Linked DNA regions of Homo sapiens: regions 1 and 2 are each linked to region 3. Evidence: chromatin loops called from intact Hi-C (ENCODE). Cell type or tissue: Calu3. All regions are shown on one strand.

Region 1 (2,500 bases), 1.2 Mb after region 3:
GGTAAAATATTATGTAGCAATTTAAAAAATTGTATCACAAGTCTTGAGAGTGTAGCCACTCTCAGGTTCTTTCCGGTTTTTGGCATCTTATTCCTTCTCTACGAACCAGGCTTCCAAAACTTATCCAGTTCTTGGAGAAGTTTATAGAGCAATTAGGAATATAGCATCTCAAGTATTGCCACAGACCTAACTGCATCATCATCTCTGTGGATGGGGCTCAGGAAGTCTTTAAGATACAGAAACCGCTCTTTCAGGCTATTTTTTAAAGGTACAAAACAAAAACCCTCTAGGTACTGAAAATGTCCTCTTCCTATAAAAACTATATGCTTTGAATCTCATAGCAGATCATAGTGCTATGACATTTCCTAAATAGAATTGGCCCACAGAGTTGTGGTTGGGTGAATCTCTATCAAGCATGTCTATTGGCAGGGCTGTTTATCAGTAGGAGTATGCTGTTAATGCAATTGCCTGTGTTCACAGATAGGTGAGTCAAATTAATTTCTGAATTGATGAGGTTTTCTAGGCATTTTTATTATTCCTCCACATATTTTTCAAATTTGCTGGAGGATCTCAAAAAGACATGGATGGAAAGAAATGGAAAACAGCCAATGATCTTCTTCTTCAGTTACATTGTCTGTTTTCTGAGTAAGTTAATGAGTCTCAGAATTTATCTTTATTTGTGCATTATTCCTCACATTCATATTCACTTTAATTTGTCTTCCAAAAGAATAGTTTTAGAAAAATGATTTATTGCACAAAACAAAAGTCAGAAAGAGACACAAACAAAGTTTTATTACCAAGGTAAGAGAGGGTATCTGGGCAAGAGGAAGTAAAACCATGAGTCTGCATGAAATGAAAAACACCTCCCTTATTCTCATGACTTCATCTTTCAGGCAGCTCCTCTAGTCCACCTTCCCACAGGCTAAGACAGGCTCTTGAACAGGTTGTCACGTTTTTACACAAGCCCAGGTGAACCCCAAAAGGAGCAAAACGAGATATAAACCGGGCTGTCAGGAACATCCACTAAACTTTAAAGCTCTGTACCTTTTGTCTTGGGGCCAAACCAACCTTGTGGCTTGCAAATTCCAAGCATCTTTTAATCTTTGCTTTCCAGACGTTAGAGGCAACTCACCAACATCTAACAACAAACCAAACTTGAAAATACTTAGCTCTGACCCAACCATGTGCCAGAGTTCCAGATGTCTTTAAAATTAACCTGTTCTCTGAGTCCTCTTAAAGGTCAGTTTCTTTTGCTACCAACTTGCCACTGTGCAGCAATAGCGCCATCTACAGAGCAATGTTAGGAAAAAGGACACCTGGTTAGGTGGAGGTCAAATTTGGGAGAAGGGAGTGGAATAATACATATATTTTTTGAAGTATAGCCCTTTACAGTCTATTTTCCAAATGCATTTGGTAGAATAATAATGTCATCTTTACATTTAAAGAGCAGCTTGGTATTTTTCACTTCCAAGAGTTTGTTTGAAAATGTGAAAAAGAAGAGATATAACAATAAACTAGAGAGGATAACAAATTTGGAATTAACAAATCACAATTTATGTAGCACATGGGTCATGGTAAGCTATATAGGGTCCTAAGGCCAGCAATTATGGTGGTAGCTCCTTGATGCCTTATCTTCCAGATTGTGGCAGAGGAAGTGGCTTCTTATCAGGGCAGTTACATCTCATGAGGGTAATTCCTGCAAATTCAGCCCGGAGCCTACTTCTCCAGCCCTTTTAAAAATCTGATGAGTCACCCCAAAACTGCTAATTAACCTCTTTTTACATGAACTGACTAGAGGATATTTTGTTGCCTTCAACCTAACCCTGACTCTATATGATGACATATTAATGAAATAGATTACTAATGGAATTGAGGCATGAGTCAAGGGGGCCTCTGCTACAGCTGCCACAGAAAACCAAATGCCTCCTTGGGCCCACTTTCCTTCAGAGGCAGCACAAGCAGCAGAAGATGGGCCTCCTCCTCTGTAAGTTTCATTTATGTTCTTAAAAGATTAAAAAAGTGACAGCTAACCTGTATTAGAACATAGGTGTGATGAGTGTGCCTCCTAGATCTCAAGCCAGTGCTAGGTCCTTGTGGTGGACCAGATCTCTTAAGGCATCTGGGAAATGTTGTCTTTAGCTTCCAGTCTGGCTGTCTTAGTGGTAGAGAGCCAGACTTCAGTACTGGCCTCACATGCTTTCAGCCTAAAAGTTCTTTCTGTAATTCACTAAACTCTCCTTTCATTTCAGAGGCAGTTGGTTTAGCAAGCGTAGCTGGTAGTGTACAGCAAGGGTCCCCAACCCCCGGGCTGGGGACCAGTACCTGTCTGTGGCCTGTTAGGAACCGAGCTGCACAGCAGGAGGTAAGCAGTGGGCAAGCGAGCATTATCGCCTGAGCTCTACCTCCTGCCAGATCTGCTGTCTGCTGCAGCATTAGATTCTCATAGGAGCACGAACTCTATTGTGAACTGTGCATGCTAGGGACCTAGGATGCGTGCTTC
Region 2 (2,500 bases), 1.1 Mb after region 3:
GCAGAGAAAAAGAAGAATTGCTGTCTCTATGGTTCAAAACCTTTTACAACAGAGGAAAATAACTGAGAAAACTTGTTAATATATGCACATTTTATTAATATTTACCTCAGTCTAATGTGATAAAAAGGAGCTAAGGGTAAATGAGTATAAGGAAGTGGGTTTGCATAGAATTTAAATTTATACCTACTGATCTTTCTGTTGCAGGCAAGGATATTTGTAGCCACATTTACCCTTACTCAAAAAATATCTACTGTATGCTAAATCTTATATCCACACACTATGTATTCACCATAAAAAGGCAAAAATGAAAATCCAACAATATGTATCAGTCCTGAGTAAACATAACTTCTCTCAGAGGGGCATTCAGAGGAGTATAGTGGACCAACAACTTTTTAAGGGGACAAAACTTATAGGACAAGAGAGACAGTTTATACAAAAAAACTTTCCACTTTTTTTCTATATTTACGTCACATTTTGAACTTTTATCGTGTTAACAAGATTTCGATCTCATTGCATGCTTTCATGTCTCTGCTAAACACAAAAATAAGCTGGAAGTGTGGGGGACACTAAATTCATATTGGGATGAGCAGAAAGTGATGCACTATATTAGGTATCCACCAATCTACTGACTGATATTAGCATTCCAGATATTCACAGACTTCAATACTGACTGTAATACTGAACCTTGCTAGTGTCCACTGCACAGTGGTCATGGCCCACAGCACCCAAAGGATGCAATGTCTTAGCCACAGTCGTCTCTGTTCCTCACCGACAACATGGAAAACTTGGCAAGGACACTTGGATTTGCAATTAAAATTCTAGGCCACAAACTTTCTTACCAAGAAATGTTCCTATAATTTGGGAAGGCTACATGCCTTCACCTTTTTTCTTGTTATAAAAAAATGATTTCAAAAAGCATTGTTAGCATCTTGGTCTGTCTCCTCCATGCCTTACAATTGCAGTCAAATAAAGTTGAAAACTCAAATTCTTTAATAGATTACTATAGGTTCTTTTCTGGTTTTGATATAAATTAGTATTATTGAGAGATCATCTGGGCTGTAAGAGACATCTTACGATAGTAAAATCTTGCCATAACTACATAAGTGGGGTTTTAAAAAGCCAAGGGTAAAATGCAGGGTTGCATTATTCGAGGTTAATGAGTTGCTTGTTGGATCTGTGTATCCAATTGACAAGAGAGATCTGGAAGCATAATCTAAATCCATCCCAGTCCCAACTCAGTTTGCTGCCACCTGGTGGCAGTAGTCCACAACAGCTTAACTATCTCAGTGGTCAGGAGATTTCCAGGACAGGCTCAATGAAACCCCAGCTCTGGTTATTTGATCCCCATTTCTCTGGCTGTAACTGTGGGATATTAGGCTAGGAAAATACTGAGGATGCAGGGAGCCACCCTTCACGTTATCACCTGCTTCATCACACAATGTTGCCTGACATTTCCAAGATAAGATCTTTTACCTGACCTCCCTTGAGAAAATAGTAGCAACCAATTGCCAATTGCTTTTTATCAGGATTCACATTATCTTGGTGCTGTATTGTTGAGGGGTTTATGTTAATTTGAAACACATGAAAAGTAACAGAGGACAAGAGCAAAATTCTGGAGCATGGTTCCAGGTAATTCTTCCATGTGCTCCCGGGTTTAACGTAATGTTAAGAGAATCGACTCCCAGCCAGCACAATGACTGATTGACAGAAGTGTGCTGTCTTTGGGCATGGATTCTTGCAGTTTGGAATGTCTCCCTGCTTCTGTTGTGTGAAATAATTGGGTTAACACAGAAGCTCACTACCTGGAAAGATTAAACATAGGGGCCTCATGTACTGTTTTAACTAAACCATTTCTTGAACATCTTTAATAGTTCCTGACAAAATAGGGTCTCTTTGACTGTTAAAATTGTTATTTTTAAAAACACTATGATACTTTTGTGTATAGATAATTATAGAGAAATTTAAAGTGACCCACAATCTCACCACCCCAAAAAATCAAATTATGTTTAAAGGAATACATAAATATATTTCAAAAATTCAAGTAGTGCTGAGAATAATAAAATGAAAATTAGAAAGTCTTTCCTCATCTCCTTCCCCCCTGAAATTACCACTATTAAGTTTCCTTTATAATGTTTTGGTTTTATGCATACAATAGAACAGTTCTGCAACTTACTTTTTGCACAAAATAACATCTTTTGGAAAGATATTTCCATATATCAACATATACACGTATAGATCTACCTCGTTAGAAAAGTCACAGAGAGAAAATCATTCACCATGTTATCATAGTTTTTATCCAAGTCTAGAGCCTGTGATAAAAGAGTTTCATACAAGTGTATCTTAGTCAACTTGAGTTGCTGTAACAAAAATAACATGAAATAGGTGATGTCAAGAACAGAAACTTATTTCTCACTCTTCTGGAGACCAGGAAGTTCAAGATGAAGATGCAAGTAACTCGGTTCCTGGTGAGGGCCTTCTTCTTGGTTTGCGAGTAGATGCC
Region 3 (2,500 bases):
TATGGCAGGGTCAATACATTTTTTTCTATCTGGGGCTCCTCTCTCTATCCCTAGAATTCAGTGTCTTATCCAAATTAATATTTATTTGTCTTAAAGATAGAAAAGTAGGGAATATCTTTTATGTTGATCAAGTCAACATTTAGACAGTGTTAATCCTTTGATATTTAGTTATCAAATAATTCAGATATAGCTAAGTTATCCACAGGGATTTCAATATGTACCTGAAAGAAGTAAGAGCAAGCAGCTCTAAACATTTTTATTAACCTACAAAGTGTTATTCATTCCATTCATTTGCATCGATTTTCCTTTTTTTTCAGCAATCTGTCATGCTTAATTTAGTCCTTCCTTTCTCACTAGGTTAAGAAAATATAAATGAGTCTAGAATTCATTCATTCATTCATTCGTTCATTCATCATGTACCTGTTGTGAAATGCCAAGCCTTCTGCTAAGCTCTGTTGTGCAATCTTAAAATCTTGTGGCAAAAGACACATATTAAACCAATGAGCAACAAAACAAGCGTATAAATTAAAAATGTGAGAAGATTTTGAAATGGTCTTTCTTTTGCTTTTTTATGCTTTCAATATGATCTTTATGACATATCAAATGTTTAAGCTTTTATTAAAATTGAATATTTTACCTTCACTTTGTTATATGTTAAATAATTGATAAGAAATGATTGGGCAGAAAGGGAAACCATGAAAAGAGCATTAGTTGATCTAGCTTCTGGTTTCAACTTTGACACTAACTAACAATATGATTTGAATAAGACATGAACACTTTAGTCTCATTTTTCTCAATTGCAAAAGTAGGCAGTCGTCTGAAATCTCTCCCAGAGCTATTATATTTGTTATTTTAGGAATAAGTATATCTTTACAGCAATTTTCACATGTTGTTTGAATGAGGTAGATTGTAGCATTTTAATTTCACAATTGTAATTACTTTTTTCAACCTATCAACCTATGGGATTACAAGCATCTTGAAGTTGGCTTCTGAATCGTCTTCATTTTTGTGTACCCAGAATGCTCAGTGCAAATTTTGTTGAATGTTGAATGTAGTTTTAAACTGTATTTGTGATGGCAAATAGTCCTAAAAGACTTTTCATTAAGTTTCCTGGGATGACCAACGGAAACAAGTCTGAACCTATGTTTCTGAGTACATTGAAAAGAATAGCAAGTGTTTCATAAAGGTTAAGTTTTAAGGAACAAGGGCTATGCTTGGTTGGACTTTTCACATGTGAAACTGCGTTCACAAGTCTTTAATTTTATCTGTGTCCAGCAGATGGCACTAGTGCCTCAAATAAAACTCCAGTTTGAAGAAAATGTAAGGTAACGCATACCTTAAAACTAAGCAGATGTCATGAAAATCCAAGAGAATATCACACAAATATTCAGATCTGTATAGTTAAATGAAACATGAAATTGTTGAATAAGTATTTATCTTTTAAAAAATTCTCTGAATTTTATGTTTGTAATTCATCGCAATTATTCTAGAAAAGTAAAAGACTACATAGGGGGAGAAAACAAACACAAACGGGAAATATTCCAGAAGAAAAAGTTCCTCCAAGGTCAGGACATGCTCCAAGATGCTTTTTGGCTATATCTTCTCTGCAAAATTTATGAAAAATAATCACAAAAAGCAATAAAAAGTATTCAATTTCTCCTTTTTCTAAGCTGTCTCTTGTCTTTGTTATATTTTAGTACCCTACCAATTGTATACAATTATGAAAGAGACATGCGTGAGATACTGTTGAAAATTATAGAAGAAAAGCAAGAATAAAGCAATACTTCTAAAACTTAACTTGAGAAAATTATTGTTGTTCAGAAAGACTTTTTGGCATTGAAAGCCTTGATTCATAATAACATCCTCCTTCTTGAATATTGTTATTTTCCTTTTCCCAATCAAGTAATCAACAGTTTTCCTTTTCTTTTAAAATATGAAATGAACAAATGTTTACTCATAATATCTTAAAATGTCATTTTTTTATTAGTAAAAATCTTTACTTCATTTCTTATTATATGCAATTAGGCTATATTAGTTTTTAACTATTTGTAACTTTTAAATTTGATATGTTCACCCTTTCTTTTAATCTATTTTTTCAAACCTAATAAATATTATTAGCTGATTGAAATTAACAACTCATTTAAAAGAAACAGAATTTTATAATATCCTGTTTCTTCCTCAGAGTAGTTTGATAGTATTAACGTAATAACTATTCTCACTTTATTCAATAAGATCAAAGTAAAGATTTGGGGGAAGCATAGAAACAACATTTATTTGCCTTAACTGGATCTTTAATACAGCACCTCTACTTAAGAAATTTAAGAAATACTCTGAGAAGCTATTTATATAGAGAGATTTTATCATTCAATCATGCTTTTGGTGAAATAATTATTAAAGATTATTAAGGATTAATAAGGATTAATATGTAAAAACATAAGGCTTTAATTTGTTGATTTTTTAATTCTGTAATTTAATTATGATGTTCAAAGAAAGGAATAGA

Evidence for each region. Hi-C counts contacts between places; a loop is a spot of excess contacts. Peaks named below come from ENCODE experiments on the same cell type or tissue, not always from the same donor. Only the 100,000 strongest peaks of a DNase experiment are listed, where the experiment ranks them.
Region 1: a loop joins it to region 3, with 6 times the contacts of the local background. A loop is called at or near these places in 16 of 110 quality-filtered maps.
Region 2: it touches region 3 in a loop (28-fold over the local background); 52 of 110 quality-filtered maps call a loop at or near these places.

The regions. Positions count from the first base shown.
Region 1 is chr4:121,306,698-121,309,197 of GRCh38, forward strand. No RefSeq gene overlaps it. Among named protein-coding and RNA genes, the nearest start is that of QRFPR, 73 kb to the right of the region's middle. RefSeq lists an enhancer at 1,146-1,235. In Calu3, a CTCF peak has its summit at 1,269 (motif pointing left); a DNase peak (open chromatin) is centred at 1,274.
Region 2 is chr4:121,251,162-121,253,661 of GRCh38, forward strand. No RefSeq gene overlaps it. Among named protein-coding and RNA genes, the nearest start is that of TNIP3, 88 kb to the left of the region's middle. In Calu3, CTCF peaks have their summits at 1,317 and 1,637; a DNase peak (open chromatin) is centred at 1,250.
Region 3 is chr4:120,155,039-120,157,538 of GRCh38, forward strand. All of the region lies in intron 3 of MAD2L1-DT (MAD2L1 divergent transcript), which reads left to right. Among named protein-coding and RNA genes, the nearest start is that of MAD2L1-DT, 89 kb to the left of the region's middle. In Calu3, no CTCF peak of the experiment used is centred here; a DNase peak (open chromatin) is centred at 1,263.